Linked DNA regions of Homo sapiens: region 2 is linked to region 1. Evidence: chromatin loops called from intact Hi-C (ENCODE). Cell type or tissue: heart right ventricle. All regions are shown on one strand. Each heading gives the region's core, and the rest is flanking DNA. Links, peaks and the distances in the headings are about the cores only.

Region 1 (16,002 bases), core at 5,458-13,457:
AAGAAAACCAAGTCTCAGAGCAGCTTATTATCTTGTCCAAGGCCAAACACCTGGTCACTAATGATGCAAGCTAACACACACTGAGCAATTCCTTTGGGACCACGCACTGTGCAAAGGGCTCACTCACCCTTCTGAGGTAGGTGCTATTTTGATTCCCATTTTATCAATGAAGAAACTAGCACAGATAAGTCAAACAACTTGCCTGAGGTTGCACAGCTGGTAGGGGTTAAAGCTGGGATTTAAACAAGATCTGCTGACTCTGGAGTCCATGCTCTGAGCTGAGCTACCACGTACACTATTTCTTATATGCCTTTTCATTCCTCTGCTGATGAAGTTGGGGTTAAAACCCAGGTTTGTCCAGATCTAAAGGTAACCCTATTTCCACTTAAAAAATAAGCCGGGCGCGGTGGCTCATGCCTGCAATCCCAGCATTTTAGGAGGCCAAGGCGGGTGGATCATTTGAGATCAGGAGTTCAAGACCAGCCTAGCCAACATGGTGAAACCCTGTCTCTACTAAAAAAATACAAAATTAGCCAGGCGTGGTGGTGCACACCTGTAATCCCAGCTACTTGGGAGGCTGAGGCAGGAGAATTGCTTGAACCCAGGAGGCGGAGGTTGCAGTGAGCCAAGATCGCGCCACTGCACTCCAGCCAGGGCAACAAGAGTGAAACTCCATCTCGAAATAAATAAATAAACAAACAATATAAAATAAAAAGTAATCATTTTTATTTGCATTGGCATTTTTGTCAATTCAGACTGAGAAATGATGAGCCTTTTTTGTTGTTGTTTTTAGTAGCTTACATGGTGCTTTTAGTTCTATAAAACTCCCATCTTTGTTGAATGACGAGATTGTAAACCAGAAACCAAAAACCAAAAAACACCCACACAGCTGTCTTATACTTCTGTAACCATTTCTGAACTTAAAACTCTCTTGTTCGTTACACCTCATTCATTGCATCTTAGTTTTAGCTTGTCAAAGATCTTTTAGTAGCTCTAACATAGCCCACTAGCTAAGTCTTGTAAATGTGTATAAGCTGGACATTTGGTAATATTATTTTTAAAAAAGGAAAAGGAGGAATAGGTATACTTATTTAATACTTATTGTGCACCAGAGGCTAAGTGCTTGACTTTTATTCTCTCATTTGATCTTCATGACCATTCTATGAAGTGGGTGTTATCATCATTCCCATTTTGCAGATAAAGTGGAGGGTAGGAAAGAAGGAGAAGGGTATGGAGCCTTTTGCCATTTAATTTATATAAAAGACCCAACTGGAGTGTCTGATCCCCTGACCCACATTTCCCAGTTCCCTGCTCTATACCAGGTCATCCTGCTAAGCGCTGAGATGGGAGAAATGAGACCCAGTCCTTCCCCTTGAGAATCTCGCAGTCCCAACAGGTGGTCCGCCTGTTACACACTCCTTAACCGCATGATCTCTCAGTCCAGGTCTTCTAGAAGGACTGAGTCAGAAAACCAGAGTCCAGTTTAGTTATTCGGATTCCTTCAAGCTGGAAGAAAAAACAGCAACATTAAAAATTTATGTTGAATTAAAAATTAAAATATTCTATTTCCCAGCTGTTAATTATTTGATTCCACTGACAATTCCAACAGGTCAGTGACCCTGACTACAAAGCCACACAACAGCCTGAAAATGCAGGCAGCTGGGGAGATGGGGGCGGAGGGAGAATGAGATCAAGATCAGCTTCCTGGATGAACCGCTGCATCAAGGAGTCTTAGTCATCAAAACCCACAAAACCCCCCAAAAAAGAAGTGACGGAGGGCAGCTCACACATGTGAAAAGCTAGTCTTTGATAATGTCAACTGCCAGAGAAGTCCAAGATCACAAAGATGGGGCACTAAAAAGAAAGGAAAAAGTGCCAGGAAAGAGCTGCTCAGATGCTTTCCTTCCACGTAGGACATGCAATGGTGTGATGCCAGTGTGAGAAGTTCCACAAAAGCTTCCCCCAAAATAAAAGGGCCCCCTAACCAAAGCACACACCTTCCTAGGTTATTGGCAGCTTTTAAATTTTATATATTTATTTATGGCACATTTTGGTACCCAAGGGGTGGGTAGAAGAAGAGTTAAAATTCTTTTTTTTTTTCAGACGGAGTTTGGCTCTTGTTGCCCAGCTGGAGTGCAATGGTGAGATCTTGGCTTACTGCAACCTCTGCCTCCTGGGTTCAAGTGATTCTCCTGCCTCAGCCTCCTGAGTAGCTGGGATTACAGGCATGGGTCACCACACCTGGCTAATTTTGTATTTTTAGTAAAGACTGGGTTTGGCACGTTGGTCAGGCTGGTCTCGAACTCCCGACCTCAGGTGATCCACCCACCTTGGCCTCCCAAAGTGCTGGGATTACAGGCGTGAGCTACCATGCCCAGCCGGAAGCATTAAAATTCTATGAATCATGGAGTAGGTTAAAAAAAGATGTGGAATATAGGTGATCCTCCCACCTTAGCCTCCTGAGTAGCTGGGACTACAGACATGCGCCACTGCATCTAGCTAATTTTTTATTTTTTTGAAGAGACAGGGTTTCACTAAGTTGCCCAGGCTAGTCTTGAACTTCTGGACACAAGCAATCCTCCTGCCTCAGCCTCCCAAAGTGCTGGAATTACAGGCATGAGCCACTGCGTCCAACACAACTCATTATTGACTGAATTCCCTCTAAGCAGGAGTAGGTTGGCTAAACAAGGACACAGAGAAAAGCTGATGGCAACATGAACAGGGATGGCATAGCGGCTGTCGAGTGGAGAGAAGGGGATGAAGTAGAAAGGATTTCGGAGGAGGAATTGACAGAACATGCTAATGCATTAGACCATGAGGTAGACAGAGGAAAAGGTCTCCCAGACTGTGTGTCTTGAGCCATTTACTGGGATGGGAAATGAGGAGAACAAGGGTGGGGTGGAATTGAGAAATCCATTCTGGCCATGTGAGACATGCAGAGATGTCAGGCAGACAGGTAGACACAAGTCACAGCTCAAAGGCAAAATCTGGGCTAAAGATTTAAATGTAGGATGGTATCTAATCTCACTAATGGTACCTAATGCCATGAAAATGGATGAGAGCACATTGGAAAATGGTGTATAAGCCGGGCGTGGTGGCTCACGCCCGTAATCCCAGCACTTTGGGAGGCTGAGGCAGGTGGATCACCAGGTCAGGAGATTGAGACCACCCTGGCTAACACGATGAAACCCCGTCTCTAATAAAAATACAAAAAAATTAGCCGGGTGCAGTGGCGGGCGCCTGTAGTCCCAGCTACTCGGGAGGCTGAGGCAGGAGAATGGCATGAACCCGGGAGGCAGAGCTTGCAGTGAGCCGAGATTGCGCCACTGCACTCCAGCCTGGGCAACAAAGCGAGAATCCATCTTAAAAAAAAAAAAAAAACAGTATATAAAGAACAGAGAAGAGGTTGCTGGACTTAGCTCCCATAAACTCTAATCCCTGACAGCTGGGAAGAGGGAGCTGCCCCTCTCGGGAGACGGTCACAAATGAGGATGTGGTGTCATGGAAGCAAAGCGACCTTGATATGGAAATATGCACAATATACTGTGGTTTTAGGTAGTTTACAGAAAAGGATACTTTTTTTTTTTTTTTTGAGACAGAGTTTCGCTTTGTTGCCCAGGCTGGAGTGCAGTGGCATGATCTTGGCTCACTGCAACCTCTGCCTCCTGGGTTCAAGCAATTCTCATACCTCAGCCTCCTGAGTAGCTGAGATTACAGGCACCCACAACCACTCCCAGCTGATTTTTTGTTTTGCAGTAGAGACGGGGTTTCACCATGTTGCCCAGGCTGTTCTTGAACTCCTGAGCTCAGGCAATCCACCTGTCTCGGCCTCCCAAAGTGCTAGGATTACAGGCGTGAGCCAAAAAGGATACATTTATACAAAGTATGTTTATTTGCTCATCCATTCCTTCATCCAATCATTCATTTATGCAAGAAATAGACTTAGATGCCCTGAGAAGACTTAAATTTGGTGCCACTTCAAACCAACATTCTTTAAATAATCTGCTTGTGTCCAGAAGCAGTGGCTCATGCCTGTAATCCTAGCACTTTGGGAGGCCGAGGCAGGGGATCACTTGAAACCAGGAGTTCAAGACCAGCCTGGGCAACATGGCAAGACCCCGTTTCTACAAAAAATACAAAAATTAGCCAGGCGTGGTGGCGCATGCCTGTAGTCCCAGCTGCTTGGGAGGCTGAGGCGGGAGGATCACTTGAGCCTGGGAGGTGGAGGCTACAGTGAGCCATGATTGTGCCACTGCCCTCCAGCCTGGTGGCAGAATGAGACCCTGTCTCAAATAAATAAATAAATAAATAAATAAATAAATAAATAAAGGATAAGATAAGATAAATTAAAAATAAATATCTGCTCCCTACTCATTTGGAGATGAAGCCATGCAAGGGGAAGAGTGAAGAGGGTGAAAGCTGGTGACTATGGTCTGTCCCTCCTCTCTGCCCCCAGTCATTCAGCCCCAGCCCCACCTCCCAAGTCCTGCTCAGCAAAGAACAAGTACCACAGTAAAATTGCCCCATTCTCCTTAGAAGGGACTTTGGGGACCATCTCTGGCCCATCTAGCCTGTCCCTGGCGGAGTCTCATTGCCCCATCTAAGGGGCTTTATCAAAGCAACAATGCTTCCATCTTCTCACATTTCTATGAGTGGTTTAGCATTTCAGAGATGCCTACCCTGTTGTGCAGATCATCAAATGACATATGGGAAGCCAAAATTCCCATCCCTTCACACTGGCATGGATCCCTTATCCCCAAACAATAAGAGAAGTTGCCAGAACATATTCAGTCTTTCCAGAGCCCAAGCTCCTTCACAATGGGATAGATGCTATTTTCAGGCTGGGCATGGTGGCTCACACCTGTAATCCCAGCACTTTGGGAGGCCAAGGTGGGAGGATCACTTAAGCCCAGGAGTTCAAGAGCAACCTGGACAACATAGTAAGACCCTGTCTCTACAAAAGAATTAAAAATTAGCTGGCCGTGGTGGCGCACACCAAGCCTCCTTACTCAGGAGGCTAAGCCTGGGAGGTCAAGGCTGCAGTGAGCCACGATTGCACCACTGCGCTCCAGCCTGGGTGACAGAGCAAGATCCTGTCTCAAAATGAATAAAAATTAAAAATCAAATGAAAAAAAAGGATTCCATTCTCTCCTGATTACTCTGATGATACCTCATTGCACATCTCCAGCACATACCATCTGCTAAGCTCAGGAGCACCCTGTGACTCTGTCCAGATGTCCCATAAGCACCTGCATCCACATGCATTCCTAATGGAGGTCCCCACCTCCCCCAGCTCTGAGGCCTGTGTCTCCTCCTCCAGTCCCCTTTCTGGCCAATGGCACCATCACCCACCAGTCTCTCAGGTCTCAAAGTCACCCTGGACAGCTCCCATCTCCTCACTCCCAGAACCACATCCTTCCAGTTGATCCTGCCTCCTACCAATCTAGGCAAATAATAGTTTCACAGTAACGACCCCTGTGAGACCATGAACTTCTCAAATACAACCATGTTGATTGATTTCTCCTGTCTCCTCTCCCTAACACAATGCCTAGCACAGTGTTTTTGACCATAACTCACAGTGAGAAATATACTTTACATCACAATCAAATAGATGCACATATACATATGTCTACTGTTAAAGGTCTAATATGCTAAGGCTCTTTCTCCTAAATCAGGAATGTTCTCAATGGCACTGTTGCCTCCACTGCCACACCACCCCCTGCAGGGCCATGGATTTGCTGCACAGGGAGTGACGCCGCTTTTCTTACTTTGGATTAAACCAGTCCCATAGCCGAAGCTCTGTTGTGTCATTTTCCTTCCTTTGGTCTCCTCTCTTCCTTTTTCTTTGTCTATGTCTTCTTCCCCTTGTTGATAATTGTGGATCCTAAGTACAAAGGGAAAGTAAACCAGGTAAGGCAGGGAAGGTGATTGCGGTGGTCAGAGAACTGGTGAATATCTTGTGGAAATGTGTTCCAAGGCAGATTATGCATGCACTAAGTGAACTGACCAGAAAAAGGCTCTAGGCACTAAGCGTTTATTCATAAAGACATATTTTTGATGAAAAGATGCAGTACTCAACTCATTACCCTTCCAAGTCACCACAGTTAACAATTTAATGACCCAGCAACCCTCAGGTTATTTCAGGGGGGGTGAGGGAAACTTGATAAGACAATTCTTCTAAGAACATTTTAGTTTATGATTGTCTTTCCTGCAATCTAAACTTTAGCCCAGGCCAGGCATGGTGGATCACGCCTATAATCTCAGCAATTTGGGAGGCCAAGGTGGGCAGATCACCTGTCAGGAGTTAGAGACCAGCCTGGCCAACGTGGTGAAACCCTGTCTCTACTAAAAATACAAAAATTAGCCGAGTGTGGTGGCGGGCGCCTGTAATCCCAGCTACTTGGGAGGCTGAGGCAGGAGGATCACTTGAACCAAGGAGGTGGAGGTTGTAGTGAGCCGAGACCACGCCACTGCACTCCAGCCTGGGCAATAAGAGCAAAACTGCATCTCAAAAAAATAAAAATAAATAAATAAACTTCAGCCCAAGCCTCAGCCCCCAAGTTAACTGAAACAAAACAAAACAAAAGACTTATTTATCTGGATGTGGTAGTGCATGTCTGTAGTCTAGCTACTCGTGAGGCTGAGGCAGGAGGATCACTTGAGCCCAAGAGTTTGAAGCTGCAGTGAGCTATGTTTGCACCACTGCACTCCAGCCTGAGTGACAGTGAGACCCTGTCTCAAAAACAAAACCAACCCTCAAATGTCCTAGTCCCACTCACAAAATATTCTTCATATAATTTCAATAAGCAAGAAAGATGAGTGACTGAGAAGGTCATGAACATGAAACCATTGTGTGTGGACCCTCTGCAAGCACCAGGCGGGTGGGCAAACACCGACTGCTGTCTGATCGCCTTACCCATTGTTAAACCAGCTCAGAAACCACCAGCCCTTCTGAGCACTGCTGTCATCAACTTCTGGGTTTCTAAGAAATGAAAAAGTTTACAAATATTTTTAGAAAATGTGGTGTCCCCAAACTTAGGGTTTCCAAATTCTTTCTATAGCCGAGATTACTTTAAAAAAATAAAAAACCTTAAAATGCCAATTTATAAAACAGACAGAAATGAGACACTCTAGCTGAATGAGAGAGAACAGACCTGAGACTCCCTCAATCTCTCCTCCCTTGGGTAGCCCCCAGCCCTCAGCTCATCCTGGGGGCCCTAGAGGAAGAGAAGGGAAAAGGGGGCTGGAGTGGGGGTGGTATTAATGCATAAACCTGAGTTCTAGATCTGCCACTTACTAGCTGTGTGACTGTGATAGGACATTTTCCCTCTCTGAATTTTGACTTTCTCCTCCAAAAAGTATAGTTAATAGTACTAATAACAGACCTACCATGAAGGTAATTTTGAAGACTGAATGAAATAGCATACATATAAGAGCTTTATGAGTTGAAAATGACTGTAACAAGTTATACGCTTCATGAAAAACCGATGCATGTTTCCATGTTTCTTTAGCTAAAACCAGCAGAATTCAGATTGTTGTAAAAGTCTAGAGAAAAATTTGGGTTGCCCAAAGGTTAGCAGTAACAGCCTCAGGAAATCTGAGGGTCACTGAGCAAGAAGTTCAGGAAACTACTTAGAAGCCACTGTAGCCACCCATTTGAGAAAGTTTCCACACTCATTCATTGTGAAAGTCTCTTCAAGGTGGGGGGTCGGGCACGGTGGCTCACGCCTGTAATCCCAATACTTTGGGAGGCAAAGGCCAGCTGGTCACCTGAGGTCAGGCGTTCAAGACCAGCCTGGCCAACACAGTGAAACCCCATCTCTACCAAAAACACAAAAAATTAGCCGGGCGTGGTGGCAGGTGCCTATAATCCCAGCTACTCAAGAGGCTGAGGCGGGAGGATTGCTTGAACCCAGGAGAAGGAGGTTGCCGTGAGCCAAGATGGCACCACTGCACTCCAGCCTGGGCAACAGAGCAAGACTCCGTCTCAGAAAATTAAAAAAAAATAAAAAGAAAAGAAAGAAAAGAAAAGGTGGGTGCCTTCTGGAGGATGGGGAAAGAGGAAAGTCCGATGGACAAATACGGTGGTGAGCTAACTCATGAACAGGCATAATATTATGAAATCTGTTTTAAAGCCTATTAACTCTTGGAAGTGTTTGAGATGGCTTCCAATACGTAGGTACAATAAACAGAAAAACAACACAAGAATAAAAAACACAAGAGAGAACAGAAAGAGATACATTGATTTCGTCACCCAGGTATATATTTTCACATGACCTCAGTCATCCCAAAGAAAAGTTTCACCTTTACTTTCATTTCAGAGCTGAGATACTGGCTGGGTGGATTTCAGCAAATTTCCAAGGGCACATGACATGTGGGCACAAAAGCCGGGATTTCACACCAGGGGATAAAGTATATCAGAAATGAAGGCTGGGGTAAGTACAAGCAGTTAAGTGCAATACTTTGTTCTGAGCTTTCTGACAACCAACCCAACCATTGGAAATATAAAGGTTTACATGGCTCTCATTTTCTTTTCAAAAAATACAAAAAGAAAATTTTAATGATACACACTAGTTTCTCAAGAGGCTCAAATTTTTTTCCTGATTTTTATTCTTAGAGCAATTTCTTATATGGGTCTTTATATAACATTTAAAGGGCAGAATAATAGACAATATCTCCCCGGATACTTTTTATCAGCAAGACAGGAATGTTCCCCAAATGACACTGCTTAAGAGAACTTTGAGGAGAACTGAGGGCAAGATACAAGCCATGGTTCTATACAGATAAGTCTACGGAAGCTGCAGAAATAACATTCCAGATCCCCAGGAATCCACCCACCCACCCCTCCGACTTTGGCCGAACACCATGGCTGGCTGCCGTGTGAAGAATGGACTGTAGGGGGTGCCAGAGTGGCTGTGGGAAACATCCCCTAGAAATCTAGAATTCAAAGCACTTACTTTGAGTGATATATCCACAAGAAAGAGCCTTCTGTGCTAAAAGCAAAAAAGAAATAAAAACATATCATGTTACTTTTAATTCTGAGAAAGGCGATTTTGTAACCATTATCACTGAGCCCGGGGCTGAGCTAAGAGCCTGGGTTTTAGCTGCTTCCTGGTTTCTACCTTCCTTTGAGACATAACCAATGACATCAGGAGGATGGAAATTTCCACTTCAGGATCTCAAGGGGAAACAGTTTTCTGCAAAATCTCAAATTGTGTGTTTGTGTGTGTGTATTGTAGAGACGGGGTTTTGTCACGTTGCCCAGGCTGGTCTCAAACTCCTGAGTCAAGAGATCCACCCCCGTTGGCCTCCCAAAGTGCTGGGATTACAGGTGTGAGTCATCACTCCTGGCCTCAAATTCTGTTTTGTTTTTGTTTGTTTGTTTGCTCTTTTAAAAAGAAGACAGCTCTCCATTGCAGAGATGGGTCCTCTCCTGCCACCTACTCAGGTGCCTGGTGATGACGAAGGCCCTGAAAGGACGGAAATGCCGTGGCCCAGACATCCTTCCCCCAGGATTTATCTTCCTCCAGAAAAAAAAAGCATCAACTGCAGAGCCTAATGCCATGGCCAACTCAGAGCCTTCTATAGAACAGCCCCCAAAAGCATTTCTTTAACTAATGAAGGCAGTGAGACTCTTAAGCCCCTACAAGTGCTGCAGCCTAGCACGCATAACCCTACCTGGCACTCAGGCCATGGATTTATAGATTCAGGTTCACCAACTTTTCATATCTCCTCAACAACCCTTCTCCTTACCCTCCTCTCCAGAATCCTTCAACAGCACAATGGTCACAGCAATATCCACATTGCAGTGGCTTTTAAACATGTATTCATGCTTTAAGCCTCCACTCAAATGCCACCTTTTCAATGCCTTGCTTGATATGATCCTAGCACAGTGCCTGGTACATAGTGGATACTCAATAAATATTTGTGAATGGATGCAGAACAATGGATCCTCCTCCAAGCCAAACATAATTTTTGCCTCCTTGAGGTTTTTTTTTTTTTTTTTTTTGAGATGGAGTCTTGCTCTGTTGCCCAGGCTAAAGTGCAGTGGCACGATCTTGGCTCACAGCAACCTCTGCCTCCTGGGTTCAAGCAATTCTCCTGCCTAAGCCTCCTGAGTAGCTGGGGCTACAGGCACACACCACCATGCCTGGCTAATTTTTGTATTTTTAGTAGAGACGGGGTTTCACCACGTTGGTCAGGCTGATCTCGAACTCCTGACCTCAAGTGATGTGCCTGCATCAGCCTTCCAAAGTACTGAGACTCCATCTCAAAACAAAAACAAAAACAAAAACAAAACAAAACAAAACAAAAAGAATCGGAGGTAATGCATAGCAAGGGTCCTGGCACATGCCCTCAATAACTTGTAGTTCCCATCATGATCACCACTATCATGAATATTTCATCATAATTTTGAAGGCTTCCTCTAATTCTCTAAAATTCGAAGATTATTTTTTCATCCAGCCTGAAATCAAATGCTATCCTAGATGATATTCTTTCAATACGCTTTACTGACAATTCTTCTATTTACTAATTGGTTGACATGCTTGAGTTAGTTATTTTTAATCCATTTTAGCTTAGTGCTGCCTACCTGTGTAAGGTTTGTGTCCTCGGCTCACCTCAACCTATCATGTGGCCAATTCGTAAAGTGGCAAAAAAACAAAACAAACAAAAAAAAAAAAACAAAAAACAACTCCTCCCCTTGAAGTTTTTTGCAGATGTTCAAGTGGATTCTGCACATCAGAGGATGTTGTGGCCAGAGTCCAGGTGCCAGACGATTAGCCTGAAGAGCAGCCAGAACCTGCTCTGGCTACCATGCAGAGAGAGTGTGCCCAGAGAGGCTGGTATATACATGCACGTTTCAGCCTTTGGCTCAGTTATGCACATACAACTCTGGCTACAATTCCAAACACCAAAGTTATCTGATCAAGTGTTCAAACTCAGAGCTTGAAGGTTATCCAAGCAGACATTCCGACTCCAGGCAGGAACCCCAAAGGGTACTTGTTCTTCTGTTGGACTCTTCCAACTGCTAGAGCTCTTCTATTTACCAAAATCTTTCTTGTTCTGCCCTCTGGAGCAGATCATGATGATGATGACTGTTACGAAGTGAATGTTGTATCTCTTCAAAATTCGTATGTGGAGGCCCTGCCCTCAGTGCGATGATATTTGGAGGTGGGGCTTTTGGGACGTAATTAGGTTTAGATGAGGTCGTGGGAGTAGGACCCCCATGAAGGAATTAGTGTCCTTACAAGAAGAGGAAGAGGCAGTAGCTTACTTGCTCTCCATCACGTGTGGATACAGGGAGGAGGTGGCCATCTGCCAGCCAGGAAGAGCCCTCACTGGGGATCTTGGACTCCCCAGCCTCTAGAACTGAAAGAATTAAATTCCTGTTGCTTAAACCACCTTGTGGTACTTTGTTATAGTGGCCTGAACTAAAATGATGATGAGGAAGAGGAGGAGGAGGATGACAGCTAGCATTTATTGTTTATTAAGCCCTAGGCATTGCTTCCCAGTGCTTTATACACAATAACTTATTTAATTCTCCCAACAACCCTATGAGGCAGGTACTATTATAATCCCTCCCCCAACTTTTTTTTTGAGACAGTGCCTTACTCTGTCACCCAGGCTGGAGTGCAGTGGCAGGACCACAGCTCACTGCAGCCTCAACCTCTCAGGCTCAAGTGATCCTCCCACCTCAGCGTCGTAAGTAGCTGAGACTACAGGTGCGCACCACCATGCCTGGCTAACTTTTTAATTTTACTTTTGTAGAGACAGGGTCTTGCGATTTTGCCAGGGCTGGTCTTGAACTCCTGGGTTCAAGCAATCTGTCCTCCTTGGCCTCCCAAAGTGTTGGGATTACAGGTGTGAGCCACCATGCCCAGCCTATTATCCCCAATTTTTAAAGATAGGGAAACTAAACAAGAACAGAGTGGCTGAGCAACTTGCCCAAGGAGCAGCCTAGCTCTAGAGTCTGAGTGGGAAACGTCCTCAGCCCTCAGTTGCCTAAGAGAGTTCCAGGGTCCCCACACAAAACTCTGAGTCATCTCTTCTTTGAACTAAATCCCCTCAGTTTTCTCAATTCAAAAGACCTAGTTTCCAGACCCTTTTAACTTGGTCACACTCTAGTTTGTCATGTTTTTCTTAAAATGAGTTGTGCAGAATGAAACAAAGCAACATTCCAGAAATGGTTACATCTGTGCAGCACCACAGGGACTAATGGCTCCAGCATTCGGAGAGTTCTTCTGCTACTGATGCACCTAAAGGCACGGTTCCATTTTTAGTAACCAAGACAGTCCTCCTAGATCATCAAATCTTAGAATTTAAGAATCAAAAGAGGCCGGGCATGGTGGCTCACGCCTGTAATCCCAGCACTTTGGGAGGCCGAGGCAGGTGGATCATTTGAGGTCAGGAGTTCAAGACCAGCCTGGCCAACATGGTGAAACCCTGTCTCCACTAAAAATACAAAAATTAGCTGGGCGTGGTAATACACGCCTGTAATCACAGCTACTCAGGAGGCTGAGGCAGGAGAATTGCTTGAACCTGGAAGGCAGATGTTGCAGTGAGTCGAGATCATGCCACTGTGTTCCAGCCTAGGTGACAAGAGAGAGACTCTGTCTCAAAAAAAAAAAAAAAAAAGAATCAAAAGAGATATTCGAATGTTAATCCAGGCTACCATCTTGAACTTGGGGGCCACTGAAACACTCCGCTATGAAAATATTAATGGTACCAAAATAGCTCTGTACAACTCAATTGTACAGTAGATTTTTTGAACCTTAAGGCTGAGCTTTTCCAGTCTTTTGAGTCAAAGGCATCAGGCATTTCTGTGGCTGCTTGTGAAGACTTCAGTCAGAAGCCTCTCCAGCTGGAATGGCCAGGCATTGTAGTTTCAAAAGGCACAGAGGTAGCTCATATATTTGGGGTGAATCCATAGATGAATTTGAAAACTTAGAAATGCTTAATTCATTTTGCTTTTCAAAGTTAAACACACACACACACCCACACACACTCTCTCTCTCTCTCAAAGATTTTAGCCAGGCACAAATGAATCACTAGCAATTCAGTATGTATTTTGCAGCAAAATTCAACAACTTAAGTTGCTCCTTTAAACTCTGCAAATATTTCAGGATTTCAAAATTCAGGGTGGATTTCTCATGGAATTCCTGTCTGAAATTTCTTAAGGTAATTTCCATATTTGATTATCCAAGTTATTTAAAATTACATTGGGCCTAATTTGATCTCATTTTCTCTGGATCTAGCCTACTGTTACAAAAATTATGATATTAGGAACAAGGCAGGAAGGAAGATAAGTAGTTAGCCAGAAGTCACTTGGGAGAGCTAATGATTTTAAAGACAGTCCAGGGCTTAGGAATTCAGGAAGGGTGGAATCCCTTATTTATGGTTTTAGTTAATCCTAATTTCAATTCAGCCTGGCAACTTGGATGATACTAGTAGGATAGAATCAAAGCAGTATTTTCATCCACATCACTTCATCATGTTTCATAATTACCTGTTGATAAATTCCCAAAACACAATGATCACAGTTGAGACAACCAGCATTGACAGAATTACTTTTCCTTTGACATTCATTATTTTCTCCTAGGAAAAAAGAAGAGGGGAGAAAAAAAGAGAACAGATTAAATCAATGAACTTCAAGAGGCAGTTTTTAAAAAATGCTTTTACCCCGTTCTTTTTTAAAATTACTACTATACTTTAAGTTCTGGGATACATGTGCAGAACGTGCAGGTTTGTTACATAGGTATACACGTGCCATGGTGGTGCACCCAGCAACCCATCATCTACATTAGGTATTTCTCCTAATGATATCCCTCCCCTAGCCCCCCATCCCCTGACAGGCCCCGGTGTGCGATGTTCCCCTCCCTGTGTCCAGGTGTTCTCATAGTTCACCTCCCACTTACGAGTGAGAACATGCGGTGTTTGGTTTTCTGTTCCTGTGTTAGTTTGCTGAGAATGATGGTTTCCAGCTTCATCCATGTCCCAGCAAAGGACATGAACTCATCCTTTTTTATGGCTGCATAGTATTCTATGGTGTATATGTGCCACATTTTCTTTATCCAGTCTATCATTGATGGGCATTTGGGTTGATTTCAAGTCTTTGCTATAGTGAATAGTGCTGCAATAAACACATGTGTGCATGTATCTTTATAATAGAATGATTTATAATCCTTTAGGTATATACCCAGTAATAGGATTGCTAAGTCAACTGGTATTTCTGGTTCTAGATCCCTGAGGAATCGCCACACTGTCTTCCACAATGGTTGAACTAATTTACATGCCCACCTAATTCTTTCTAAAAGGATACATTTAGGATGATCTAACTAGAGCTGAGGAGTCTGTTCTACCTTAAATTGCATAGACCTGCAGTGGCAGATCATGCCAATTTGGTTAATAGAGGAGGCTGCCTCCATTGGCAAGGGTGCTAAGGCCACACTGGGGCTCAGAGGGGAGGTATCCCTATCTGCCATGGATGTAGGAGACAATGGAAGTAGCTGTACATGGTTCCCAGGGACTCCAGTTGCCTCCCAAGTCTGATCGCCCCACCTTTTATCTCGTGACTGTGAGGAGCCACCCCATCCCCAACCTCCATGCCCTTGGTATAGTGATAACACATTCCCTTGCTCAGAGGAGAAAATGACCCTGGGTTTACAAGCTAGGCCCCATCCACTTCCCAGCTACCCCCAGCGTAGCCTCATCACACTCACAGGCAAGCAAAAAAAATGGTACACAGCAGGTGCATAGATATTCCCTGATCGCTGCGTGAAACTGCTTAAAAAAGCAGGGGTGCTGTGTGAAGAATAACAGGCCAGGAAGTACTTTAATGTGGGTGATCAGGGAAGGCTCACTGTGTAGGTAAAAGTAAAGTCGAGTCCCAAGGGATAAAGAGGGATGGAAAAGGATGAAAAGCACCATAAGAAGGAATGAGACTATTTTGGGAGCAGCATATGTAACAGGCTGACAGGTGAAAAAACTTCTTGTATTTAAACAGACAGCATTAAAGAAGAAAAATACTGTCACCTCAGCATGGCTGGATCCAAGGAGGGGTGCTAGTTGGCAACAGGATGGCGGACAGGGCAAATAGACGATGAAAGGCATGGGAGGGAGGAAAGGGAGCCACAAGCACCTTGGAAGCCAGAGAATAACCAGATTTAACTTCATGCAGAGATGCCTGCCTGTGTGCTGGGGTGTGGAGGGTAGATCAGAGCTGACAGCAGCGTGGAGAATGAGGTGGCAGACTACTCTGATGGCCAAAACGAAGGGGTGGCTGTATTGCATACATGTTTTTTTCTTGGCTATATGTTATGATGTTTTCACATCTTCAAAAACCTCTCTGGCTGAGGAGATAATGTCCTCTTCTATGACTAGCCAGTTCTTAGAGATAGCCAGGGCTCAGCTAGAAGCATGCCTTTGATATACAAATGAACCAATCCTGAGCTGTAGATCTTCACCTGCCCTGCACACCCCAGGAGGCAATATGACTTGGCCTTAAGCATCCCATCAGGGCCAGGTACGGGACAACTAGGGGCCATCCCTACAGCCTAAAGCCCTCTGAAATTACTCAAACTAGTCCATCCTAAACTGTTCACCCTGCACTGTCTTTCCCATGGAAACCTCAATAAGGGCTCTGGCCTCAGTCTTCCCCTTGCTGCCTGTCTTCTGTCTCCTGACCACCCTTGTGTCTTTCCCATGTGGTCCCATGTGGTCCCATATGGTGTGCTATGCCTCCTGTCTTTGGGACCCGTGAGCATAATAAACATTGTTTTTTCCTGAGCTTTTCCTGTGTCTCCTCTTGTGATCACACTGGACTGACCATCACATAAAAGAATACATAACAGTGGCCTGTGTTAAAAAGTAGGTAGAGAGATGGAAAGTGGTAGATTAATCAAAATATACCTTGGCAAGAGAATTGATAGGATTTGGCTGGTCATGTAGGTGTCAGGGACAAGGGAGAAGAAAGAAACAAGGTTTCTGTCTAAGCAGTCAGGT
Region 2 (16,002 bases), core at 4,259-12,258, 70 kb after region 1:
CATGCACCCTTCACCCACATTGATGCTCCTTTACCTCTAGATGCCTCAGTCTGTATTTCCCCCAAAAAATAACCGCAGGCTAGTGACTAAATCAGGAAATTAAGGTCGATACAGTTCTGTTGTCTTCCACAGACCCTCATCATATTTTCCCTGAATTTACCCTCATCATATTTTCTCTGAATCACACCTTGGGTTAGTTATTGCTTCTCTTTAGTCTCCTCTAATCTGGACCACCACACCTGGCTATTTTTTGTTTGTTTGTTTTGAGATGGAGTTTCGTTCTTGTCGCCCAGGCTGGAGTGTAATGGCGCAGTCTTGGCTCACTGTAACCTCCGCCTCCCAGGTTCAAGCGATTCTCCTGCCTCAGCCTCCCAAGTAGCTGCGATTACAGGCACCCACCACCATGCCTGGCTAATTTTTTTGTATTTTTAGTAGAGATGGGGTTTCACCATGTTGGCCAGGCTGATCTTGAACTCCTAACCTCAGGTGATTCTGCCTGCCTCAGCCCCCCAAAGGGCTGCAATTACAGGAGTGAGCCACTGTGCCTTGGCCAACGCCCAGCTAATTTTTGTATTTTTTGTAGAGACAAGGTTTCACCATGTTGCCCAGGCTGGTCTTGAACTCCTAAGCTCAAGCGATCCACCTGCCTTGGCCTCCCAAAGTGCTAGGATTACAGGTGTGAGCCACTGCACCCAGGCTTTGATAGGACTCTTGATAAAGGTTGGCCAGGTTAGTCAGATGCCAAGAGGAGGGATTTTCAATAAGCAGACCTAGCAGGATTCCTGCTCCAATTGGATTCTGCAAGGACAGAAAGGGAAGCCCAAGAAAGTCCTAATCAAGCAGAGAACTCAGAGGAGCTTGACTAATATTTTGGTCAAAGGAGTGAGTCTTTGCCAATATAATCAGAGTTATTTCAAAATTTTTATCTGATAATTCCTTATTCTGTTTTATATCTGAGTCTGGTTCTGATGCCTGTTTTGCCTCTTCATGCCGTGTTTTTTTCTTGCCTTTTAGCAGACCTTGTGATTTGTTGTAGAAAGCCAGCCATCGAGTATCTGGTGGTAGGAACCCAGGTAATGAGGCTTTTAGTGTGAGGTTTCATGTTAATCTACTGAGGAGTCGGGCTGTCTGGAATGTTTCCTGCAGCTGTAGGTGCCACAGGCTTCAAATAAATTCCTCTAGTCCCTCCTTGTTGTTTTTCCTGTTGTCTTTGGTTTGCTAAGAATTCTTTTTTAAAATATTTTTTCATTAAAAAATGTTTTTGGCTGGGCACGGTGGCTCACACCTGTAATCCCAGCACTTTGGGAGGCCGGGGTGGGCAGATCACTTGAACCCAGGAGTTTGAGACCAGACTGACCAACAGGGTAAAACCCCATCTCTACTAAAAACACCAAAATTAGCTGGGCATGTGGTGGCGGCCTGTAATCCCAGCTACTCAGGAGGCAGGAGAATGGCTTGAACCTGGGAGGCAGAGGTTGCGGTAACTGATTGCACCACTGCACTCCACCTGGGCAACAGAGTGAGACTCTGTCTCAAAAAAACAAAAATAATAAAAGTAAACACTTTTTTTCAAGACAGGATCTTACTCTGTTGTCCAGGATGGAGTACAGTGATGCAGTCTCAGCTCACTGCAGCCTCCACCTCCTGGGCTCAAGCCATCTTCCCACCTCAGTCTCCTGAGTAGCTGGGACCACAGGTGTGCCCCGGCATGTACCAGCTGGGACCACAGGTGTGCACTGGCTAATTTTTTAATATTTTGTAGAGATGGGTCTTGCCATGTTGCTATGCATTCCAGGCTGGTCTTGAATTCCTAGGCTCAAATGATCCTCCATCTCAGCCTCCCAAAGTGCTGGTGATGGCAGTGGTGGCCTGTCTAGAGAAACCGCTGTCGTGACACTGGCTACAGTGGGTGAGGTGCGGCCGGCGCTGCATACTCCATGGAGCCAGTGGGGGCTGGGGGCTGGGGGCTGGGAGCAGACAGGAGCCCCACCCTTCCAGGCGCAGCGGCAGCTGCCCAATCCGTGGCTGTGGACCCAGGCATTTCTGTACTCTCGGGGGCCTGGGAAGACACCCCCTTCCCCCGCAGGCTTGGAAGTTCCTGCTCCCGTTGCCTGGCCTCTCCTTGATCTTGGAGTGAGGTTGGGGCTGAGCCCAGGCGCTGTCACAGCCCGGCCGGGTGTGGGTACACTTGGTGCAGTGCTGACACACAAGCCGCCTGCCACCTCAGCCCCTTCCAGACTTTGAACACCGATGAGCAGGGGAGGGAGGCCAAGGAGGAGCTGAGGGTTCGTACCCTTCCTCGGAGGGAAGGAAGTGTGCACCAATTGGTCCATGAGCGGCCATGAGTGGGCCTAGAAAAAGCACCACAAGTTCCCACTCCTTTCCATGGGACTGGCAGCCCAGCCCCCAGGCTTCAGGCCCTCCCTGGCTTGAAGGTGGGGCCTCACCAGGGACCTGCCTTCTCCCACCCAGGAGCCTGTCTGCCTCCTGCTGCCATTCATGGCGCCCAGTCTGTTCATGCCAAGGGGCCTGTAATCCTAACACTTTGGGAGGCTGAGACGGGCAGGTCACCTGAGGTCAGGAGTTTGAGACCAGCCTGGCCAACATGGTGAAACCCGGTCTCTACCAAAAATACAAAAAATTAGCCAGGCATGGTGGTGGGCACCTGTAACCCCAGCTACTCAGGAGGCTGAGGCAGGAGAATCGCTTGAACCTGGGAGGTGGAGGTTGTAGTGAGCCGAGATTGTGCCACTGTACTCCAGCCTGAGCAACAAGAGTGAAACTCCGTCTCAAAAAAAAAAATTTTTTTTTAAATTTTCCTTTTCAAAAATTTATAATTTTGTTTAAAAAAGACCAAGGTCTCTGTCACCCAGGCTGGAATGCAATGGCGTGATCATAGCTTACTACAGCCTTGGATTTCTGGGCTCAAGAGATCTTCCTGCCTCAAGAAAATTTTTTTTAAACATTATTTTTCTTTTCAAGAATTTATACCTTTTTTTTAAAAAAAAAACCAAGGTCTCACTCTGTCACTCAGATTGGAGTGCAATGGTGTAATCACAGCTCACTGCAGCCTCAAACTCCTGGGCGCAAGGAATCCTCCCTCCTCAGCTTCCCAAGTAGCTAGAACCCCAGCCACATACCACCACACCCACCATGTCCAACTAAGTTTTTATTTTTTGTAGAGATAGGACCTTGCTATATTGCCCAGGCTGTTCTCAAATTCCTGGCCTCAAGTGATCCTCCCACCTTGGCCTCCCAAAGTGCTAGGATTACAGGCATGAGCTACCTGCTGGTAGATCACTTCTGGTTGCTGTTATCTGTAAACTAAGAGGTTTCTGCCCTGGAGGCATTTGCAGTCTGGAGGGGGAGATAGAGGGTAAACCTGTAATCCTGTCTGTAAGTAAATGCTACAAATTGCAAGAGGTGCTGAGAGGTGCCACAAGAAAGTCTCCAGGGGAACCTTGAGGCAGAGAGAGGGTCTTGGCTGGCAGCAGTGACTGCTCAGTGGGTGTCTGCAGAAGGTTCAGGCAGAGAGGAAGGGTGGAGGGGCCAACATTGAGAAGCCAGGAAGCCTCAGACTTTCCAACTCCCTGGCCAGAGCATGGCCCTCTGGCCTTTATATTATCCCTGTTCAGTCATTCTCACCCTTAGCTTCATTTGACAACTCTGCTGCATCCACTTGGGTGGTTGAGTTGGAGCCATTTTCACCAGGCAGATGCTGTCTGGGCTGGATGACTGTCCTCCTCTCTGAATAAAGTTGCTTGGGCCTGGTTGGTGATTCTAGGAGAAGAAACCTACAAACAGTGTTCTGATCACAGGTCCTGCTGCCACCAGCCTCAAGAAAGGTAAGTGATGATCAGAGCCAGAGTCCTGTTTGCTGCTAGATATCCTTGTGTGTGTGAATCACTCTCCTTGATCGCACACCCTGTGTGATAAGCATTATTATCCCCATTTTACAGACAAGAAAACTGAGGCAGCTAGAAAGGGCAGCAATTCAGACTCAAGTGTCCTAACTTTAGGTCTGAGCTCCACCCCCAACACTCCCACCAAGGTCACCAATGCTGACCCAATGTGACAAAGCCATGCGTCCTGTGGCCTCAGCTGCCGGCATCTGTCCCAGATGTACACACAGATGCTGTTGGTGATTTAATGGCAGGCCCATTGGAAATTTGGCTTGGAGCCTCCATTGTCTCTGCATTTTGTAACCTGGTCCTGGGCAGGGGGCTGGCGGTGGAGGCCACTTTTCGTGGGAACTCAGGCAAGGAGGAAGTGTGAATCGTCAGACCGGGACCCAGGCCAGGAGAGTGAGAAGAAAGCTGGGGCCTTTGCCAAGGCCCAGGGCCCTCGGGAGCTTCCAGCTGGATGGGGCCTTGTGGGCTGAGCCAGATGTGAACCAGGAACGGCACAGAGTTGCTGGCGACTCATTGACTGCAGGGGAGAGAGACAATGAGTAAGCTGACATGACGGTCCAGAGGGTGGAGTTGCCATCCAGGCACACAGGGGCCTCCCTTCACCCAGGAGAGCAGCTGATCCATTTTGAGGGAGCAGAGAGGAATCTTAGAGGAGGGACTCCTAGTGTGTCCTGACACCCAAGAGATGAACAAAGATGGACTGGGGGAGAAGGGAGAATGGCCTTTCTGGTGGAGGAAACAGCAGGAATAAAGGGCATATCAATGAGGAAATGTCTAACCCATTTGGGGAGCTTCTTTTTATTTTTTTAATTTTTGAGACAGGGTCTTGTTCTGTCTCCTAGGCTGGAGTGCAATGGCACAATCTTGGCTTACTGCAGCCTCAACCTCCTGGGCTCAGATGATCCTCCTACCTCAGCCTCCTGAGTAGCTGTGACTATAGGCTTGTGCTACCATGCCCGGATTTTTTTTTTTTTTTTTTAAGATGGAGTCTCGGCCGGGCATGGTGGCTCATGCCTGTAATCCCAGCACTTTGGGAGGCTGAGGAGGGCAGATCACGAGGTCAGGAGTTTGAGACCAGCCTGGCCAACATGGGGAAACCCCGTCTCTACTAAAGATACAAAAAAATTAGCTGGGCGTGGTGTTGCACATCTGTAATCCCAGCTACTTGGGAGGCTGGGGCAGGAGAATCACTTGAACCCAGGAGGTAGAGGTTGCAGTGAGCTGAGATCATGCCATTGCACTCCAGCCTGGGCGACAGGGCGAGACTCCATCTTAAAAAAAAAAAAAAATGGAGTGTCACTTTGTCACCCAGGCTAGAGTGCAGTGGCACAGTCTTGGCTCACTGCAACCTCCACCTCTTGAGTTCAAGCGATTCTGCTGCCTCAGCCACCCGAGTAGCTGGGATTATCGGCTCGCACCACCACACTCAGCCAATTTTTGTATTTTTAGTAGAGACAGGGTTTCACCATGTTAGCCAGGCTGGTCTCAAACTCCTGACCTCAAGTGATCCACCTGCCTAAGCCTCCCAAAGTTCTGGGATTACAGATGTGAGCCATCGTGCCCAGCCTAATTTTTTTATTTTTTGTAGATACAGGGTCTCACCATGTTGCCCAGTCTGGTCTCGAACTCCTGGGCTCAAGCAATCCTTCTGCCTCAGCCCCCAAGTGCTGGGATTACAGGCGTGAGCTAACGTGCCCAGCCTAGGGAGTTTCATGTAGTCCAGTCTGTCCCAAATTTTACATGTGGAAAACAATGTGGCAAGTAATAAGTTTGGAGATATGGAAAGAGTGCAGGGAGTGGGAGGCCCCGATGCCAAATACTGCATGGGACGTACTCATACTAAAAAAAAAAAAAAAAAAAAAAAAAGGATTTCGTATTTATCTGAAATTCAAATTTAAGTGGACATCCTCTATCTTTATTTGCTGAATCTGACAACTCCAGCCTAGGGCCAATTTGGACCAAATTCCTAGGTAGTGGAAGTCATCAGAGGCTTTTTATTTTACTTTTTATTATTATTTATTTATTTGTTTGTTTTTTTGAGACTGAGTCTCACTCTGTTGCCCAGGCTGGAGTGCAGTGGCATGATCTCTGCTCCCTGCAACCTCTACCTCGGGGTTCAAGAGATTCTGCTGCCTCAGCCCCCCGAGTAGCTAGGATTACAAGCACCTGCCACCATCCCTGGCTAATTTTTGTACTTTTAGTAGAGATAGGGTTTCATCATGTTGGCCAGGCTGGTCTCAAACTCCTGACCTCAGGTGCTTCACCCACCTCAGCCTCCCAAAGTGCTGGGATTACAGGTGTGAGCCACTGCATTTGGCCCCAGTGGCTTTCAGAAGGGAGGTGACAGGATGAGATTTGCGTCTGAGCAGATGGTCAGCAGCAGGACTGAGGGGCAGGACCCAAGCGGGGGAGACCAGCTGGGAGACTGAGGCTGGGCTGAGAGACAGGCTGTGTGGAGGAAGAGTGGGTGGACTGGTCGGGATTTATTAAAGAGGTAAAGGCAGGCCGGGCGCGGTGGCTCACACCTGTAATCCTAGCACTTTGGGAGGCTGAGTGGGTGGATCACCTGAGGTCGGGAGTTTGAGACCAGCTTGGTCAACAAGTTGAAAACCCATTCTCTACGAAAAATACAAAAATTAGCTGGGCGTGGTGCTGGGCACCTGTAATCCCAGCTACTTGGGAGGCTGAGGCAGGAGAATTGCTTGAACCTGGGAGGCAGAGGTTGCAGTGAGCCGAGATTGCACCACTGCACGCCAGCCTGGGCGACAGAGCAAGACTCTGTCTCAAAAAAAAAAAAAAAAAAAAAGGTAAAGGCAGTGAGTCTTGGCAATTAATTGGGTGTGGAAATAGAAAATGGGCAGTCAAGTTTGACATCCAAGTTTCTGGGCCACTAGACAAATGGTGATAACTATTTTCTTTTTTTTCTTTTTTTCCTTTTTTTTTTTTTTTTTTTTTGAGATGGAGTCTCGCTCTGTCGCCCAGGCTGGAGTGCAGTGGCGCGATCTCAGCTCACTGCAAGCTCTGCCTCCTGGGTTCATGCCATTCTCCTGCCTCAGCCTCCCAAGTAGCTGGGACTACAGGCACCTGCCACCAGGCCTGGCTAATTTTTTGTATTTTTTTTTTAGTAGAGACAGGGTTTCACCATGTTAGCTAGGATGGTCTCGATCTCCTGACCTTGTGCTCCGCCCATCTCAGCCTCCCAAAGTGCTGGGATTACAGGTGTGAGCCACCACACCCGGCCTCTTTTTTCTTTTACTTTTTTTTTTTGAGATGGAGTCTTGCTCTGTCACCCAGGCTGGAGTGCAGTAGCACAATCTTGGCTCACTGCAATCTCTGTCTCCTGAGTTCAAACAATTCTCCTGCCTCAGCCTTTCGAGTAGCTGGGATTACAAGTATGTACCACAATGCCCGCCGAAGTTTTTTGTATTTTTAGTAGAGACGGGGTTTCACCGTGTTGGCTGGGCTGGTCTCGAACTCCTGACCTCAAGCGATCCGCCCACCTTGGCCTCCCAAAGTGCTGGGATTACAGGTGTAAGCCACTGCTCCTGGCTGGTGGTGACCACTTCTGAGCTAGAAGTACAGGAGGAGAGGCAGGTTTGGGAGGAAGGAGAAGCAGGGTCTAGCTTCCGTCGTGTGGATCTGAACAGCCTGAGGCCATCCAAGAAGAGATGTCTGGGGACAGCTGGAGATGTAGGTCTGGAATTCAGGTGAGAGGTCAGAGCTGGAGGTTGACATTTGGAAAAGATCAGCCTTTGGAGTGAAATTGAAACCATGGGAATGGATGAACACACTCAGGGAGAGGGTGCAGGGTGAGAAAGGAAGGGAACCAGAACAGACCCCTGAGAATAGTCATGGTTTCGAAGAAGCAGAAGGAAGAGAAGCCAGCACACTGGAAGCAGAGACAGAGACCAAAGAGGTAGGAGAAAGGCAGGAGGGGTCTTTGGGACAAAATATTCCCCCGGCAGATAAAACAGGAGAGCACTGAAAGAAGGAGAGTGAGTTTGACGGTGTCAAGTGCTACCAAGATATCAAATAATACGGAGAAAAAACATAGTCTATTGGATCCAGCTACTGGGGACCTGATAAGGGAAGTTTCAGCGGAGTGGTGAGGGCAGAGGCCAGATTAGAAGGGTGAGCGGGGAGTGGAGGCAAATCTACTCTGGTCATGAGCCGCTTAAACATGGTGGATTGGCCATAGGCATGCATCTGCTTTCCCTCCTCAGACACCACTAACCTGACAGTAAAGGAATAATCTAAGCTGACCTATGATGACAAAGAAGCTGGGAGAGGAGGCATCTGCCAAGTAAAGATTCCAACCAACCTTTGGAAGATGGCATGCTAACAGAGAAGTACCAAGGTCACCAGTGGTTATGACCCAAAGTGCCCATGGAGGAGACACCAAGGCCAATTTGTCCTGAAACATCCCCGAGAGGTCCAAGTCTTGGAGGGAACAGGGTGCAGCTGGAAGTCTGAACATGGAGGAGTTGTCTCCCAAGCCTTCTCCCTATCCCATGCAGCCAGATGACTAAACCCACAGGCCTAAAAACAGCATTTTCTTCCTGGAGGAATTGAACTCAAAAGGCCCCAGACTTGTTCAGACCAGGCACAGCAGAGAACAAGACTGCAAACGGGGATTAGGGATACGCATTCTGAATGGCAGGATTCCAGACTTTTTTCCTTCACCTGCTCCCAGAATGCCAACAGCCCGGGGTGTCTCCTCCATGCCCTACCCCAAGCAAGAGATTGGAGGACTTTTCTTTCTTTCTTTCTTTTTTCTTTTTGAGACAGAGTTTCACTCTTGTTGCCCAGGCTGGAGTGCAATGGCGCGATCTCGGCTCACCGCAATCTTCGCCTCCTGGGTTCAAGCGATTCTCCTGCTTCAGCCTCCTGAGTGGCTGGGATTACAGGCATGCACCACCACACCCAGCTAATTTTGTATTTTTAGAAGAGACGGGGTTTCTCCATGTTGGTCAGGGTGGTCTCGAACTCCCAACCTCAGGTAATCTGCCCACCTTGGTCTCCCAAAGTGCTGGGATTACAGGCATGAGCCACTGTGCCCAGCCTGAGATTGGAGGACTTTTCTTTTTAAGCTGCTAAGTCCCAAAGAATATGCTTTCTGCTGATGGTATGATGAGAGCTCTGCACACACTTCAATCACCTTTCAGTGAAACCCAACTGTGAGAATCGAGCTTCCAATCACCTTTTTAAAGTTCCTTTCACGTTAGTGTTTTTTAAGAGACAACTAGAATTTCTTTTTTCCTTGTTTGGTTTTTGTTTGTTTGTTTGTTTTAGACAACTAGAATTTCTAAAAAGAATCAAATGAGGCTGGGCGTGGTGGCTCATGCCTATAATCCCAGCACTTTGAGAGGCTGAAGTGGGCGGATCACTTGAGGTCAGGAGTTAGTTGGAGACCAGTCTGGCCAACATGGCGAAAACCTGTCTGTATCAAAAAGAACCCACAAAAATTAGTCAGGCATGGTGGCGGTCGCCTGTAATTCCAGCTACTCAGGAGGCTGAGGCAGGAGAATCACTTGAACCAGGGAGGGAGAGATTGTAGTGAGTCAAGATCGTGTCATCGCACTCCAGCCTGGGTGACAGAACGAGACTCTGTCTCAAAAAAAAAAAAAAAAAAAAAGAAAGAAAGAATCAAATGAATATTCTAAAACTAAAAAATTACATGCTGAAAATAAGCATCCAAGGCCAGGCGTGGTGGCTCATGCCTGTAATCCCAGCACTTTGGGAGGCCGCGGTGGATGGATCACCTGAGGTCGGGAGTTCAAGACCAGCCTGGCCAACATGGTGAAACCTTGTCTCTACAAAAATACAAAAATTAGCCAGGCGTGGTGGCGGGTGCCTGTAATGCCAGCTACTTGGGAGGCTAAGGCGGAAGAACCACTTGAACCTGGGAGGTTGCAGTGAGCCAAGATTGTGCCATTGCACTCCAGCCTGGGCGACAGAGTGAGACTCTGTCTCAAAACAAAACAAAAAAAAAAGAGGAGAGAAAGAAAATAAGCACTCCATAGATGGGTTTCACAGAAGATTGGAAACAAGTAAAGCCAGGACTAGCATACTGAAAGATGGGTGTGATTAAAACTATCCAAACTGAAGCATAGAAAAAAAAAGTAAAAATAAAACATAAAAGAGCATAAGACATAAATACAACACACATGAAAGATCTAACATAATATAAATATGGTTTGAGAAAGAGAAAATTAGGAAGAAGCAATATGTTAAGAGATAAAGACCAAAACTTTTCTGAATCTAACAAAAGACATCATACTATAAATTCAATAAGCTCAGCAAACCCAAAACAAAATATAGACAAACGAGCTACATTAGAGTACATCAGAATAAGATAGTCAGAAACCAAAGGCAACGAGAAAATTTTAAAAGCACCATAGGACAGCCAGGTGCAGTGGCTCACACCTAGGATTACAGAATCCTAGCACTTTGGGAGGCTGAGGCAGGAGGATTGCTTGAGTCCAGGAGTTCAAGACCAGCCAGGGTAACACAGCAAGACCTCATCTCTACTAAAAATTAAAACAATGAGCCAGGCATAGTGGCGTGAGCCTGTGATCCCAGCTACTTGGGAGGCTGAGGTGGGAGGATCGCTTGAGCCTTGGAAGTTGAGGCTGCAGTGAGCTGTGATTGTGCCACTGCACTCCAGCCTTGACAACGGAGAGAGCCCCTGTTTCAAATAGAAGTAAAGTACCACAGGAAAGATGTATTTCCTTGAATATTTACCCTCACCCTCATCCCTAGAAATAGCAGCTGTTATCTACTTTTTTTTGTTTGTTTTTGAGACAGTTTTGCTCTGTCTCCTAGGCTGGAGTGGAATGGCGTGATCTCAGCTCACTGCAACCTCTGCCTCCCAGGTACAAGTTATTCTCATGCCTCAGCCTCCCAAGTAGCTTGGATCACAGGCATCTGCCACCACGCCCGGCTAATTTTTTTTTTTTTTTTTTTAGCAGAGACAGCATTTCACCATGTTGGCCAGGCTGGTCTCGAACTCCTGACCTCAAGTGATCCTCCCACCTCAGCATCCCAAAGTGCTGGGATTACAGGTGTGAGTCACTGCACCCAGCCTTTACTTTGTTATTTTTAAATTCCTTCAAGTCCTCCCTTACCTCCTTAGTGGTTAACTACCATGTTTCCTTTTCTCTTTTTAAAAAATTTTCTTTGAGAGAGTCTCACTCTGTTGCCAGGCTGGAGTGCAGTGGTGTGATCATGGTTCACTGCAGCCAGGACCTCCCGGGCCCAAGCGATCCTCCCACCTCAGTCCCCCAAGTAGCTGGCACTACAAGCATGGACCACCACGCCTGGCTAATTAAAAAAAAATTTTTTTTTTTTTGAGATGGAGTCTTGCTCTGTTGCCCAGGCTGCAGTGCAGTGGCAAGATCTCAGTCCACCTCCCAGGTTCAAGCAATTCTCCTGCCACAGCCTCCCAAGTAGCTGGAACTACAGGCACGCGCCACCATGCCCAGCTAATTTTTGTATTTTCAGTAGAGACAGGGTTTTACTATGTTGGCCAGGCTGGTCTCGAACTCATGACCTTGTGATCCGCCCACCTCAGCCTCCCAAAGTGCTGGGATTATAGGCGTAAGCTACCTCGCCTGGCCAAAAGATAGAAGAATTTTTTTTTTTTTGGTGGAGTCTCACTCTGTTGTCCAGGCTGGAGTGCAATGGCACAATCTCGGCTCACTGCAACCTCTGTCTCCTGGGTTCAAGCGATTCTCCTGCCTCAGCTTCCCGAGTAGCTGGGATTACAGGCGCCTGCCACCACGCCCAACTAATTTTTGAATTTTTAGTAGAGACGAGGTTTCATCATGCTGCCCAGGCTGGTCTTGAACTCCCCACCTCAGGTGATCCTCCCACCTTGGCATCCCAAAGTGCTGGGATTCCAGGCATGAGCCACTGCACTCGGCCAAAAAAAAAAAATGTTTGTTTTGTCAAGTCGAGATCTCCCCATGTTGCACAGTCTGTTCTTGGCTCAAGCGATCCTTCCTCCTTGGCTTCCCAAAGTGCTGGGCTTACAGGCATTAGCCACCACATTTGGCCAAGTCCAAGCTTTCAACCACACCAGCAGATACAAAATAAGGTTTTCAGGTTCTGTCTGCTGTTCTTTCTACGGAGGCTCACTGCTGGGGACAAATTGGGCTCCCGGCAAAGAGCCCCTCCCACTGACTTCCTCTTCTGGGAGAAGAAAAACAAGAAGGGCAATGAAAAGTGGGACAAGCTGCAGCTATTCCTACCATCTCTTCCCACCCACTGAATCTCACCACAGAACAAGCAGCTGCAAGAGAAAAGGACTGGCCTTGTCTCTCAGGGGTCGGTCCTGCAGAGGGTGGGCTCACGATGCCAAGGGAGAAATATGGTGGTAACAGCATGGACCGGACCTGGGTTGGGCTCCAGGCACTGGCTTTTATTTTATTTTATCTCATTTTTTTTGAGATGGAGTTTCGCTCTTGTTGCCCAGGCTGGAGTGCAATGGTGCCATCTCGGCTCACTGCAACCTCCGCCTCCCGGGTTCAAGCAATTCTCCTGCCTCAGCCTCCTGAGTAGCTGGGATTACAGGCATGCGCCACCATGTCCAGCTAATTTTGTATTTTTAGTAGAGACAGGGTTTCTCCATGTTAGTCAGGGTAGTCTCAAACTCCTGACCTCGGGTGATCCGCCCGCCTCGGCCTCCCAAAGTGCTGGGATTACAGTTGTGAGCCACCACACCTGGCCTGATACTGGCCTTTTAAAGGGCAAAGCCATCCAATCCTCCAGGAAAACATGGGGAAGGAGAGTTCCAACATTTCCTGAGCACCTCCATGTCCGGCACTGAGCACATTCCATCTTTTCTCTCTCTCGCTCCTGACATTGACCTAGAAGGCCTGTCTGACATTAATTTGCCCCGGAGGCCTGAGGATGGTGTCAGCCTGCAGACTGCTGCTGTTCCTCAGCTCTCTTCTGCCCTGCTCGCCTCCCTCTATAGTCCTCAAGGCCCATCTGCAACCACTATCCCATCCATACCTGAGGTTGCCCTGGCTCTGACACTTGCATGACATTTGGGAGCTGCTCTAATGCCACCTTCTGGCTGGTACTAGAAAGATGAGGACCTGGCCAGGCACAGTGGCTCACATCTGTAATCCCAGAACTTTGGCAGGCCGAGGGGAGCGGATCACCTGAGGTCGGGAGTTTGAGACCAGCCTGGCCAACATGGTGAAACCCTGTCTCTACAAAAAATGCAAAAATTAGCCAGGCATGATGGCACATGCCTATAATCCCAGCTATTCGGCAGGCTGAGGAAGGAGAATCACTTGAACCCGGGAAGCGGAGTTTGCAGTGAGCCAAGATTGTGCCATTGCACTCCAGCTTGGGTGACAGAGCAAGACTCTGTCTCAAAAAAAAGAATAAAGGAAAAAAAGACGAGGACCCGGTCGTGGCTTCAGCCTCTCTGACCCAGGCCAGAGGGCCCAGCAATCCAGTTGTACATTGTCTGATTGGTTGGTTGATTGGTTGGTTTGCTCCCTGCCTTGCTGCAGAGAGGACCTCAGGCAGCTTCCAAGGATGCGTGATACACAACCAGAGCAGAAAAAAAGAGTAGGGGGAAAACAAGAAAGTAGCACAAGGGTGGGAGCACAGAGGATCCAGGAACAAAGCTAAAGTGCAGAACATAAGGATCTACTGTGGGGGAAACAGACCACAGACTCAGGATTTTTTTTTTTTTTTTTTGAGATGGAGTCTCACTCTGTCACCCCGGCTGGAGTGCAGTGGCCTGATCTCTGCTCACTGCAACCTCCACCTCCCAGGTTCAAGCGATTCTCCTGCCTCAGCCTCCCGAGTAGCTGGGATTACAGGTGCACACCACCACGCCCAGCTAATTTTTGTATTTTTAGTAGAGACGGGGTTTCACCGTGTTGGCCAGGCTGGTCTCGAACTCCTGACCTCAGGTGATCCACCCACCTCGACCTCCCAAAGTGCTGGGATTACAGGCATGAGCCACCATGCCCGGCCAGGATTTTTTTTTTCTAACTTCTTAATTTTATTTTATAAAGAGAAGGGTCTCACTGTGTTGCCCAGGCTGGTCTCAAATTCCTGGCCTCAAGCTGTCCTCCCACCCCAGCCTCCCAAAGAGCTGGGATTATAGGTGTGAGCCACCTGTAATCCTGGCCAACTCAGGTAATTTTGAAGATGGCTTTTATGGTCTACTTGGGCACAAAGGAATGCGGGGAACATCCACCAGCCATGGCTGGGTGACAACTCATGTTCGTTCTCAGCCTATCAGTTTTACACGTTCTCTTTATAAATGATTTCACACACACACACGCACACACATACATACACTCACCACCTCCTTCTGGAGCTCATGTTGAGATGTACAGGGGAGGGAGACCCTTGTAACACAGATTTGAAAAATAATTCAGATATGCATCTTGAAAACAAGGAGAGGCCAGGCGCAGTGGCTCATGCCGATAATCCCAGCACTTTGGGAGGCTGAGGCAGGAGGATCACCTGAGCCCAGGAATTTGAGACCAGCCTGGGCAACATAGTGAGACCTTGTCTCTACAAAAATTTAAAAAGTTAGCTGGGTGCAATGGTGTGTGCCTGTAGTCCCAGCGACTTGGGAGGCTGAGGCGGGAGGATCACTTGAACCTGGGAAGTCAAGGCTGCAGTGACCTGTGACCAGGCCACTGCATTCCAGCCTGGGCAACGGAGTGAGAGCTTGTCTCAAAACACAAAACAAAACAAACAGAGAGAGTTTCAGTAAACAAAATAAAGTATTTGTGTGAAAAAAGATTCAGATACACATTTGAAAAGAAAGTATTCTTTTGGAAGACAAAGGGAATATGATTCTGAAGGAGTGAAACATGAAGGATATTTCTATTGGTTGAGCTTGTAACTTTTGGGCCATGTGGCATGATGTTCTTTTGCTATGAGGGGCTGTATTCCCTCATCACTATACTTTTGCCACACATTGACTTTAAGCTTCCTAGCAAGTGGTGTGAAAAGGGAAATGTGGCCACTTACACAATGTCCAAAGTCTAGGAAGGATGACAAACCAATTGCTTAGGAGAAGCAGGACGCTGGTACTGAGATAGGAATAAGGTGCCCCTGGGCCCAATGGAGGGTTCCAGGGGAAGATGACAGAGCGGAGGGTGAAGAATGCCCTCGGTGACAGCCTTCCCATCACGCCAATCCAAAGACAGTACACCGCTTCCAAGGAGGCCAAGACCATGTGGGCTGCATGGCCCACTCTCTGCTGGCCTAGCCTTTCCCCTGGAGGTGTTTAGACTATCAAGATACAGACCCTATCTCTACAAAAACAACAATTATAATTAGCAGGCGTGGTGACACACACCTGTATTCCCAGCTAATTGGGAGGCTGAGGTGGGAGGATTGCTTCAGCCCGGGAGGTTAAGGCTGCAGTAAGCCATGATCATACCACTGCACTCCAGCCTGGGTGACAGAGTGAGATCCTGTCTAAAAAACAAACAAAACCCCCCCATACACAAAAAACTATCAAGAGGGTTGGTTCCCCTTCAGAGGACTTGATTTTTTGATTTATGGGACTCTGTGAGTACTTTGAGTTTGTGGTCCCTGTGGAAGCCTGGGAACTGAGTCTTTCTCTTAAGCCCCGAGCTGTCTGGAAAGGTACAGTCTCATTCATCTGCCTTCCAGCATCACTAGCTCCAGGGCTCCTCCCTGGAATGGAGGCCTCTGTCACCCTGCCTGGGTGGTCCTGCTATCAGGACACTGTACCAGGCTCCGGTGAGGGTCTCAGCCCCATAACCACCGAGTCACTGTCTCAGGCTCTTGGTTCCTTCCAGGCTGTGGTGAGGTCCCTCTGTTTTGGTTTGGCTGAGGTGGTTGAAATGAACAGGACTGCTCTGACCAGCTCACAGAAGGGGAAGTGGATGGCACGAGCACAGGTAGGGCAGCCAGGGAGCAGAGATTCTCTCAACACCCCCAAATCTCCAAATCAGGGTGCCTTGGGATGCAAATGGCAAAAATCCCAAGCTAACCTCGAGCAAAAGAAGGAAGAGGAGGAGGTATTGGCTTATCTGGCTTCAGGTACTGCTGGATCCAGCACTCCATCTTGCTT

What was found. Hi-C counts contacts between places; a loop is a spot of excess contacts. Peaks named below come from ENCODE experiments on the same cell type or tissue, not always from the same donor. Only the 100,000 strongest peaks of a DNase experiment are listed, where the experiment ranks them.
Region 2: it touches region 1 in a loop (15-fold over the local background); 26 of 110 quality-filtered maps call a loop at or near these places.

What each region holds. Positions count from the first base shown.
Region 1 is chr9:121,454,336-121,470,337 of GRCh38, forward strand. GGTA1 (glycoprotein alpha-galactosyltransferase 1 (inactive)) reads right to left here. Exons shown (of 6, transcript NM_001382585.1): 2 at 13,508-13,596; 3 at 8,958-8,993; 4 at 6,917-6,982; 5 at 5,769-5,884; 6 at 705-1,506. The coding sequence starts at 13,587. The coding sequence ends at 1,502. It overlaps LOC102723324 (a long non-coding RNA gene), which reads left to right. Exons shown (of 7, transcript NR_187160.1): 6 at 8,322-8,435; 7 at 8,656-9,036. Among named protein-coding and RNA genes, the nearest start is that of GGTA1, 38 kb to the right of the region's middle. In heart right ventricle, for the core only: a CTCF peak has its summit at 8,899 (motif pointing right); DNase peaks (open chromatin) are centred at 8,896 and 10,813; H3K27ac peaks cover 1,796 bases.
Region 2 is chr9:121,525,492-121,541,493 of GRCh38, forward strand. LOC107987016 (a long non-coding RNA gene) reads right to left here. Exons shown (of 2, transcript XR_001746560.2): 2 at 3,157-4,428. Among named protein-coding and RNA genes, the nearest start is that of GGTA1, 34 kb to the left of the region's middle. In heart right ventricle, for the core only: no CTCF peak of the experiment used is centred there; DNase peaks (open chromatin) are centred at 4,290 and 12,059; H3K27ac peaks cover 2,454 bases.